Regions from separate parts of the Mus musculus genome. Here region 2 is linked to region 1. The links are chromatin contacts, found by Hi-C or POLR2A ChIA-PET in ENCODE. All regions are on one chromosome and are shown on one strand. Each heading gives the region's core, a stretch centred on a gene start or an enhancer-like site at or near the end of the contact. The rest is flanking DNA. Distances are from core to core; before and after follow the strand shown. Region 1 holds the start of Cdpf1 (cysteine rich, DPF motif domain containing 1). Region 2 holds the start of Gtse1 (G two S phase expressed protein 1).

The links. Hi-C counts contacts between places; a loop is a spot of excess contacts on that map. ChIA-PET counts read pairs that join two places held with the same protein, here RNA polymerase II (POLR2A).
Region 2: a map of heart shows a loop between it and region 1 (5-fold over the local background). The contact joins the promoter of Gtse1 here to the promoter of Cdpf1 in region 1. A Hi-C loop is called at or near these places in 6 of 37 maps with a recorded cell type or tissue (gastrocnemius, heart and left cerebral cortex). POLR2A ChIA-PET finds 5 or more read pairs at or near these places in 4 of 5 experiments (Patski and embryonic stem cell).

What each region holds. Positions count from the first base shown.
Region 1 is chr15:85,807,763-85,813,108 of GRCm38, reverse strand. It overlaps Cdpf1 (cysteine rich, DPF motif domain containing 1), which reads left to right and starts at 1,412. Exons shown (of 5, transcript NM_197998.2): 1 at 1,412-1,470; 2 at 2,061-2,207; 3 at 3,785-3,897; 4 at 4,742-4,853. The coding sequence starts at 3,785.
Region 2 is chr15:85,855,396-85,861,039 of GRCm38, reverse strand. Gtse1 (G two S phase expressed protein 1) reads right to left here and starts at 1,333. Exons shown (of 12, transcript NM_001168672.1): 1 at 1,246-1,333; 2 at 945-1,036. The coding sequence starts at 969. Ttc38 (tetratricopeptide repeat domain 38) reads right to left here. Exons shown (of 14, transcript NM_001033337.4): 14 at 2,218-4,569. The coding sequence ends at 4,476.

The sequences.
Region 1 (5,346 bases), core at 163-2,662:
AACAAATCTAAAAGAAAGGAAGAGAGAAAGGAAGGAAGAAAGAGAGAAAGAGAGAGAGAAAGAAAGAAAGAAAGAAAGAAAGAAAGAAAGAAGAAAAGAAAAGAAAGCCCACACCGTTAAAGGCAGGCTATGTCCCTATGAGTTGCTAGCTAAGAAAACCCTTTAAGTCCCAGAAACTAGAAAGGCAATTTCCACTATTGTTGTCTGCATGCCAAAATTAAATGAAAATACTTATATATTGCAGGATATGGAGAAGTCAGGCTAAAACTGCTGAGGGAGTCCAGGCTGCTGAGGGAGAATTATTGCCAAGGATCCTACTTAGTTATGGATTCTATTATGTCACTGTGCCAGGCAAAGTATGTCTCCTGGTGCAATAGTGGTAAGCCAGTACTGATGTTGACAACACTTTCTGGTTGGATTTGAGGCTTCACAGGAGGGAACCTATGTTTGGCCTTATAAACCTGTGCAAAAACTTGTGGCTGGTGGTCATAGGCTCCAGTGGGGACAGTACTGTAATTGTTTTGTTAAATGAACAGACATTCCTTCTAAATACTTGTATTTCTTACCCATAGATTACTGCTGCTATCTGCCTCAGGTGTGGAGGAAATTTCATCTTGACAAACTGTGGTAGTTACTGAGGAGACTCAAAACCAGTTAAATAACTGTGAACCAATGCCTACCCCCATGGCATAGTGGTCCAATGCCCAGCCAGAATGTAAGAAAAGAATTAGATTTCTATGTAACTCCTTCCAAGGTTCAGGGAACATTAGCCAGGAGGGGTAAATAAGAGTCACAAGAAGAAGTTAAGTGTTATATAGGCTTTTCTTGTAGATGGAAACATTCCCTCCTGGAGGCAGATCAGGACGTACAAGAATCAGAAAGCTCACTAAACTTAACTAAGTTAAGAATATCCATAAAGCCCCTTTCCCAAAACCGTGAGCAACTGCTGCAGGAGATAGGTGGAACTACTTCCAAATCGTGCAAAGTCCCAGAGACAGCTCGTAGGCCATCACTCCCACTGGGTAGACTTTTCAACGTTGCAGTTGCCTGAGTCCCTTCTCCCAGAAAATAACCCCAGTACATTCATTGGTGCACCAGGCAAGATTTAGGTAGAATATGTTTTTTTTTTCTGAAGCCCAGAGAGCTCTCCAGCCGCGACCCACAATCACTATAAGCTAGCAGCGGAAACGGAAGCGACAGTAAAGCTCTACCCCGGCAAGGACGCTCTTTTGGCTTTTCTTGCTTAAGGAGGCTGGGACAGAGTGGAGTTGCTTAGGCGCCATGAGGCAAACCGGGGGAAACCGGTAGTGTGGCGGAGCTTCAGCGGGTGATGAGATTGGGCTGCACAAATGCCATGGATCGAGGGCGGAGCCTCAGAGGAGCTAGGGCGGAGCCGCGCAGGCGCAGTGAGGCGGAACTAGTACTGTGGGCGGGCCACGCAGGCGCTCTGGGGGTCCCGGAGGGGAGGTGGTGAGTTTGCGGGGCAGTGTGCTGCAGGAACGCGCGTGGCTAGCTGGAAATGTCCCCTCTGTGTTCCGGCTCGCTGGATCTGTCCTCGGTGCCTCTGGAAGCCGAGGGGTGGGGGTGGGGGAGGCGTTAGACACCCAGCACGGGGAGGGCTGTGCGCGGGTGGCTCGGACCGTGGTGTATATGGTCGCCAGGCGGAGCCCTGTTGACCTGGGGAGACTCAGAGCGGGAGGAGGAGGCTCTGGCGGAGTCCCACTATCCTGGGACTGTCTCCTGACTGTCACCTGCTGCAAGGGCAGCGCGCCCAGCAGCCTCGGCGAGGGCCTGTGACGTGCGAATTAAGATACCACTAGCTAGGTTCGCGCACACCCAAAATAGAATTTCCGTTTTAGACGTCAGTCGGGACATCTGTCAGTTTCCAAGGCGCACATATGCTCCTTTCTGGCTCCAAAGCTCGGTTCTGTAGGACGCAAAGGGTTAGAGGCGGGCGCGCAGCTGGGGCTGGAGCTGGGGATGGGAACTTTGAAAGGCTAGTAGGAATTCCGATACAGCTCGATACAAATCCAAGAATCGCGTTTTCTCGAACTCATCAGACAGCTGCTGTTGCCATCAGACCACTGACCCAGCAATTTACGGAGAGGCGGGGCCTCCAAGGCCTTGAATATAGAAGTGCCATCAAACAGTTAAGAATGCAGCCTTATCAAGTGGACTAGGATACACCTCCCCACCCCAACCTCCTGGTGAGCCAATAGAAACACCCACCGTGGGCTTTTTTCCAGCATGCCCTGGGTGCTGATGGGTAAGACGAAGGACAGAACTGAAGTCTTTATAACTTTCCTGTAAACTGACCTGGGAAAGGCTGTGATTGCTGTATAAATTCATCTGCCTGGATCTTTCAAGGGGACCAAAGTTTCAGACTAACTTTGGTAGGGCAGGAAAGTATGCTCTATGGCAAGAGCAGATTCTTGCGTCCAGTGAAGGGAGGCGGCAGGAGGCACGTGAATCTGTCCTTAAATAGTATCAGAGAGGCCAGTACACCTAAGCACAAGTAAATGCGTAGCCAGTGTAGCAGAAGAACAGGAAAGGCAAACCCACTTCACTTACTGGGTTGATTCAGCACCAAGCAGCACAAGCCAAGCATACGTGTCCACAATGCTGCCTTTACCTTTACCACCTTACCAACAAACCCCAGTTTATAACTCAGATTGAGACCACAAGGAAGAGCAAAGAAACAGCTTTGCTGCCAAGGACCAAAATAGGCACAGAGCCACACACAGTGGAGATGTTAGATAGACCTATCAGATGGGGGGCGTTTAAAGCAAGCACAGTTAAGATGTTGAATGTGCTAGTGGAGAAGATGTATATACCATGCATATATGGATGGTGATTTCAGCAGATAAATAGTAGTGGGAAAAACAGGAAGAATGCCTTCAAGGGGCCTGCCAGCTGATGTGACTGAAGCCACTGAACTTGAAGGTAGTCTATAGAAATTATCCAAAATGGGGCTGGTGAGATGGTCTGACAGGTAGAGGTGACTGCTGCCAAGCCTGACCTGAATTTGATCTCAGATCCCACACGGTGAAAGGTGAGAACTGACTCCACGTTGGTAGTGTGGCACATTGCATACCTATGCAAAATCAGTCAATAAAAATATAATTAAAGGGCTGGAGAGACGGCTCAGCAGGTAAGAGCACTGACTGCTCTTCTGAAGGTCCTGAGTTCAAATCCCAGCAACCACATGGTGGTTCACAGCCATCCATAATGAGATCTGATGCCCTCTTCTGGTGTGTCTGAAGACAGCTATAATGTACTTATTTATAATAATAAATATTATTAATACAATAATATATTTATTATAATTATATATTAAACAATAATATAAATAAATCATATATATTTATATAATTAAAAAGTATGGCTAGCAGGATGGCTCAGGGGTTAAAGACATTTTAAAGCTGATGACCCAAGATTAATCCCCAGGACCTACATTGTAGAACGAAAGAATTTCTGCAAATTGTCTTCTGACCGATTCATGAATTTCATGAATGCACCACCCTCTTCCCAAATAAAATCTAGTTTAAGTCTGTGGGGATGTAAAATCATACTCTCATGTCACTGTAGCCCAGGCTGGGCACAGTCATTCCTGTGCACTTAGCAATCCCAGGCCACACTGACCAGGTGTTACCTGCTCCGAGCTTGCGCTTCCCAGTTAGGTAGGCTCACGCTTAGGTGAGTGAGCGATGAACAGCAGTCAGAGAGAAAAAGTGCAGTGGTTCTTCGGTTCTGATGGTGACACCCCTATCTCTTGATCTTGCAGATGGCATCTGAGACAGAGCCCCGCCCCCTGGGCACGTTTGAGTGCCAGCTTTGTGCCTTATCAGCTCCTTACAGCTATGTGGGGCAGAAGCCCCCAGACACCCAGGCTGTTGTGTGAGTATTCGTCCTGAGCCAGTGTGCGGGAGACTCTGTGCAGTGTTACTCGGCAGGCGCTATGTGGAGTGTGACACCTGGTTTGAGTGTTGTACTTTAGACGGGTCCTTGTCCTTGTTCTGGATGCCTCAGGTATATCCCAAGGAAGCCCCAGGCAAGGCTGGATATCTTTTTAACTCTTCTTCGAGGACTCTCTGCCCTCCCTGTGGCTGCAGCTGAGAGTTAAGGACTTGTTCTATGAATGAGGTGGAAGCCTTATGGCCTGGGCCAAATAGCAATGGAGGAACTTGGTGGCTTTTTCATGTGGGGCTGTGTCCTCTGCTGTCCCTGCTGGTGATACTTCTGGGCTGGGTGGGTACCCAGTGGTTCCTAAGGACCAACTTCTCAAGGGTCTGATTCCTGTAGGTCGGGAGCAGAGATGGTTACAAGCTTTGTTTATTGGATTGTGGCTCAGCCTTCGTGAAGCATCACGTGAGAAAGCCGGCTGGTCTGGGCCTCGTGACACAGCAGCAGGGGACCAGGCTCAATTCCTTTACTCCCTGGATTATGCCCTTCAGTTGCTCTCATTCTGATGTGTGTGGGACAGAAAAGACTGTCCCACGCTGACCTCAGGAGGCCACCTAGTGGATCCTGCTTGCTCTGGGGTTCACTGAGAGGCTTGCACTGAACACTGAACCTCGCAGAGCTGAGGCTGGGTCACCTTTCAGTTCTCACCAGTCAGTAGTCCTCCGGCCTTTCTGCCATTACCTTACTGTGCAGGGGAAACTAGTTCACATCTGCTGAGACTCCTGCTGCTGTTGCAGCCCTACCACGGCTCACAATTGCATGTCCCTTCTCCCTGCAGCCTCCTGGAGGAGAGCTACATCATGAAAGACCCCTTCTCCTCAGACAAGGCCAGGTTTCTGGTCCTCGGCTCTCGGTGCAGTGTGTGCAGCAGGCTGGTGTGTGTGGGCCCGGTGGGTACACCTGGGGACTTCCTGTTTTTTGTTTTGCCCTCCCCCCAACCCCCTGCCGCAGATCTGGGAACTTCCTGATCACCAGGTGGAGAGATGTGGGGGTTCTTAGATGACCTCCTTTGGGACACAAGCACAAAGGAAAGGGGCCAGTGAGGGCAGCTAGAGGGTCTCAGCCCCGAGTGAGTAAAAAGACTTTAAGCAGTTGGGCCTCAGATTAGCCCAGGGATCTGAGAATGCCCGAGCACCTGCTGCAGGTACAGTGCACACAAGTGGGGCTCACCACAGGTGGTGCCCAACAACTGTCACTTCTTTTTGCTGTCTGGCTGATGTACGGGATGGCAGGAACCTTGGGTCCCACTAGCCGGAGGGAAGACTATGGAGGGAGCGTTTGAGGTCAATAGGAAAGGTGGTGGGCTCTGATGGGCCTCAAGTGCCACTGCTTGGGTTTGGGCTGTAGTTGGCAAGCAGAAGTAGTAGGGGTTGCCCCAAGAAT
Region 2 (5,644 bases), core at 84-2,583, 48 kb before region 1:
GCCCAGTGCTCAGCCCTAAAAGGGAGAAAATAATTGTAAACCCACATCAACCCTCTAAGACTCAGGGGAGCAAAGTTACTTCCCACCACATCTGATGACCTGAGTTCAAGCCCTGGGACCCTCAGGTGCTTGCACACCTTGGTTACCACCCCCAAACACACACATACACATACACACACACACACACACACACACACACACAAACCAAGTCATCGTAAAGATTCCTCCTCCCCTCTTTTAGACAGGGTTTCACTGTGTAGGTTTACAAAGAGAACTAACTGTTCTGGAACTCACTCTGTCGACCAGGCTAGGCTAGCCTTGAAATAAAACTCAAGAGATCTGCCTGCCTCTGCAGTTGGGGCATTAAAGGCGTGTGCAGCCACCACGTAGCAAGTCTTGCTTTTCAAAGAATTTGCCAGCACTCAGAAGGCTTCCGAAGGTGGCTCTCGATGAATTCAAGGCCAGCCTGGACTACAGAGTGAGTTCCGGGTTACAAAGTGAGGGCTCAAAAAAACAAGCAAGAAAGGAAAAGCAAACAAAGTAAGTCAGTGGAGGAGAAAAGAATGAACCACAGGGGAATGGGTGGAGTGAGGGACTCTGCGCTCAGTGCAAGAGAAAGCTGTTGCCATTTTGATAGCACAGCAACTGTGATTAACCACAGGAGACCCTCACAAGATTAAGACCCCCACTTAAAGCCCTTCTGGAAGTGGGGGGAGGCCCCTCTTAAGATTACATAAGTGGTTTTAAAAAGTGGGTGGGGATGTTGTAGGGGCTTCTTTGGTGGTGGAGCTATGAATTGCTAATGTCCTTGTAAGTAACTTCAGTTAAATTTATTTGCTTATCAATCCAGACTTCGTTTCTTTGATCTGTTGTAGCCCTCTCTATTTTGTTTGGGGTGAAAAGGAATACACTCCAGAACAGCCTTACGAACAGAAAGGACTTACCTTCTTTTTTACTACCAGCATCCATCTTCACCTCTCTCTCCACTGGTTGGCCGAAGGCACGTCGCGGCCGTCTCCTCCTTCCACAGAGTTCGCTGCAGGAAGCAAGGGGACGGGAGAATTAGGCAAGTCAGAGGCAAGCCCCAACTTGCTCCCGGTTTCCCAGACTGTGCGCCCCGAGGCGGGGTAACGGATTTCCGGCTCTGAGCTGCAGAGCTGGCACCGCAGCCCGTCCTCCCCGGATCTCTGCGGCTCGGGACCCGGTTCCCCACTCTCCGGGACCAGCGCTACGACCACTCCTTACCCCTCGCCTCTGACCGGGAAGGCATAAAATCCAGCTGGGTCTCCGGCACCGGTTTAAACGCGGCGCCCGGCTCCGCCGGCCGCCGATTGGCCTGTTTAAACAGGAGACGCTCTCGGTGCAGCCTGGGAAATGTAGTCAGAGTGCTGATGTACAAGACCAATGCCCAAGACTCCAAGCCACGGATTGGCTCCGCTGGGCGCAGGAAACTCCCACCGGAAGTTCCCATGACTCTCCTCCTCCGGAGACACAGAAAGGATTTAAGCGTTCCGCCTGTGGCTGTGCTAGCAAAAGGGACCGAGGCGGTGATGGTGGGGCATAGGAGATGGTCAGGCAGCTAGGAAGGAATTTGTCCCGACTCTCTCCGGTGCTTGTCCTGGTATCTCCAGTATTTCTCATGCGTCCGGGTACTCTCTGCAGCCTAAGGCCTCTCTCCTGTACTCTGGTGTGCAGGCCCTCCCTTTTCCCTCAAATGCAGAAGAGTGACAGAGCCGGTCTTAGCACTTCTTTGCTGCCAATATGTTAGATGCCTTTGGATAGCAATGAGCAGGAAACTGGCTTCAAGGTCTGTTGGTTCAAGGAAGTCCAGGGTTGGCCTGGATAGCCATCAAGAAGGCCATCAAGTCTGGATGTCGTCTCTACACATCGGCCAGGTCTGGCTCACTAGTAGGCAAGCTGGCTTCGTCGGACCCAAGGTTCCCACCGGCTGGGGATGGTGACCGGTTCTGTGTATCTGGAATTTTAAGGGCCAGGCTTTTCTGATTCACACCGGGGGCGGGAGGGGGGGGCGCAAGACCACGGTGGCAGTCACATCTGTGGTCCAAGCCTTTAGCTCCTGTGCATGAAATCCCTGCATCCCTGGGGCTATCCACTGGGCAGTAAAGTTCACCAACACTTCTCTTTGTATCATATCAGGTCATAGTAGATGTTCAGGAAAGCATACCCATAGTAACTCACTGCTATTTACATTTTCTCTTGGCTTTAAAAATATTTTTATTTTATTTTTTTTGCCGACGTGTGCGTATGTACAGGTATGCAAGTGCCTACAGAGGCCAGAAGAGAGTGTCAGGTCCCTTGAGGCTAGATTTACAGGCTCTACGTGGGCGCTAGGTACTGATCTCTGGTCATCTGGAAGAACGGCAAGTGCTCAGCCATGGAGCCATCTCTCCAGACGCATACACATTTCCCTTTAAGATCAGTCGCCTGTCCCTGGCAGATGCATGCCTTCTTTCATGAAAGCCTACACATACCAGCTTTTACAGACAAGGCATTCAATGGAAGCCATTGAATACCAGAGATCACAGCACAAAGTGGTTCAATAGCAAGGGCAAGTGCCAAGGGCTATGGGGCAAAGAGAAGGCACTGTCACCAGCCCACAGGCAGGGTGGAAGGCTTTCTGAAAGAGACAGAGAGCAAGACTCCGCTTCTGGCTGAATCATGTATTATTTGGAATCATATACATAATGAGGACTAATGAGGAGGTTCCCCCTTGGCACCTGTCCCCAGGCTCCCTGATATGGAGACAGTACCTCTTCAAATCCTATGGCGATTACACAATTTCTTGACTTGCTGCCTCATCCAGCTAAGATTAGAGAAGCCCATCTCCCTAGGACGCAACCCAAACCTGGCACTTGGGAGCTGCTCAGAGGTTCCCATAGGAGAGGGTAGTCAACGGGACCAATTGTTTTAATGAATGCCCAAAACCTGTCCAGTCCTCAGCAGACTGCAGGGACTCTGAGCAGGCTAAGCAAAGATCTGGTTTGGAGACCTCCAACCCACTCCCCACTCCCACCTGCCCATCAGTCCCTACTTAAGTAGGAACTGCATCAACTTCCAGGAGGGATGTCCCTGTCACAGAAGCAGGAGATGGGCTTAAACCTCGTGATGGCTATGTCACTTATCTGGTTATTTGCCACAGCAGAGCAGCCCTAAGCTGGTGTAGTGGTTTGAATAGGTTTGGTCCCCATGGACTCAACACTTGGCTCATAGGGAGCGACAAGTTGGTTTTTGTTTTTTTTTTTTGTTTGTTTGTTTGTTTGTTTTTTGGTTTTTTTTTTTTTTTTTGGTTTTTTCGAGACAGGATTTCTCTGTATAGCCCTGACTGTCCTGGAACTCACTTTGTAGACCAGGCTGGCCTTGAACTCAGAAATCCGCCTGCCTCTGCCTCCTAGGGAGTGACAAGTATTAGGAGGTGTGTACTTGTTGGAGGAAGAGTGTCACTGTGGGGGCAGACTTTGAGGGCCTAGCTCCACCCAGTGCAGAAGGGACCCTCCTGCTGGCTGCAAGAAGATGGTCTCCTTTTGGATGCCTGTAGCTCAAGATGCAGAACTCTCAGCTCCTCCTGCACCATGCCTGCCTGGATGCCGCCACGCTTCCCACCATGATGATAATGGACGGAACCTCTGAAACTGTCAGCCAGCCCCAAATAAAGGTTTTCCTTTGTAAGAGTTGCCTTGGTCATGGCGTCTCTTCACAGCAATAGAACCCCGACTAAGACAGCTGAGGGTCTCACACCCACTCTCAGGAGCAGAATCGGAGCTAGCCAAGGAAGCCACATCCCTCAAGATTTACTCCCAAGTGAAGTCTAAAGAGAAGCTCCAGTTGGCACCACCAAGTCCCCCAGGGAGGCAGAAGGCATTCTTCCCCTCGTCTCTGGGGACGGTGGCAGGTGCAGTTGTCTGGGGCTGACAACCAAAGCCAACGAGACAGGATACCCTCCCCCCAGAAAGGAAATGCCCCTGCTCACTGGGACCCCAGGCAGCTCTCTGGAATCCTCCCCAGGGAAATGGGACAGCAGGACCTGTGCAGAATATAAGGAAAACTAAATGGAAAGGATTCACTAGTGCAGTGTGTGTGTGTACGAGTGCGTGCGCATGTGCACACACATAGACTTCTAGACCTCCCAGCTGACCTGGCCACATCTCTTCGCTGCCTGCCGACTTCAGAACAAGAAAATACAATGTTCAAGGCACCTGAAAATGATAGCCACTGCTTTGGTTCTGGAGGCTTAAAAAACGCATGTTGGCCCTGAGAGGAATTCTGAACATCACTCAAAATTAACTTGGGTTCCCTACTTTGACCAAACTACTGATTTGGAGAATTCTGCTCAGGACTGAACTTTAACCTCTGATAAACAAACCCAGCTGTTTCCTAACCGTACCCTAACCCAACCAGGCAGTCAACCTCACGCCAGGAGGTCAGTGTTGAGCTGTAGGCTAAGGACCTGGCGGTTTCTACTGCATAAGATGGACAGCGGCCGCCCTTCGGATCAGCCGCTCCGTCAGGGGTGAGTTGGGTTTCAAGGCGTCACGCTCCATCAGAAGGCTCCTGTGGAAACACACAGAGTTTTTGTTATAGAACCTTCTAGAAGGACGTGCGAATATGACTGGCCGGGGCAAGATGGGTCCAGCCATCTGGGCAGTACTCTGATTTTCCATGAGAGATAAACACTAGAGCTGAGGACTCCAGTGTAGGTCTATCACGGTGGCGTTGTCTGTCTTAGGGAAAGCCATGGCTCAAGACCTCATAGCTCATGCTTCTGTCACCATCTAAGGCTAATTATGAGAGGGACCAGGAAGCCACATGTGAGACTGGTCCAGGAAAAGCAAATGAAAGAGTTGGGGTGGGGAGCCTTAACTAAAGCAAGACCAGGACCCATCAGGAGGTAAAGCCCCTACTGTGGCTGGATGCTGGGGCCTCCTTGATTAGCCCATATGAGTCTTGTGTCTGAACCACATGTCACCTGTGTTTGCTTTGTTTTGGTCACACACCAAGGAGATTAAGAGAGACACAGATGGTGGCTCTGAGGGCAGTAAGTGTTGTTAAGGGGCTGGGGCTTAGGACTCGGGGGACCACACCCCAGCCAATATAGACTGTATCAGTTCACTTTCTGCTGCTAAAACAATTTGTGCGAGGCTGGGCACTTTGCAAAATTGAAGGTTTTATTTAGCTAGGTTCCAGAGACTGGAAGTCCAAGATGGAGGCCTTACCTGGCTTCATATTAGGCTGCCTGGCTGTGTGAACAACGGAGGTGGGGGGGGGGAGCAAATGACCATGCACGAGAGACTAAGCAGAGTGGCTTTGTTCTATAACGGTTCTTCTGTGAAGAGCACTAACTGGGGCCCCCTGAGAACTTTAACATCTTCTGAGGGTGGGGCCCAGGAGGAGCTCTCCTCTCTCCACCCTCTTTTTCTCAACACTTCCAAAGTTAGGAACACACATGCAGCCATGGAACCCCGGGCCACACTCAAACCACCTAAAACCACAGCAGCGGGTTCTTGCCTCTGAAAGGCATGGGCTGCATACAGAGGCAAACACTTGGAAGGATGCCCCATCCCTGCAGTGTCTTCCCAGGCAGCTGTGCCACCTCTCACCCCTGCACTACCTCCTGTCTGCAGCTTAG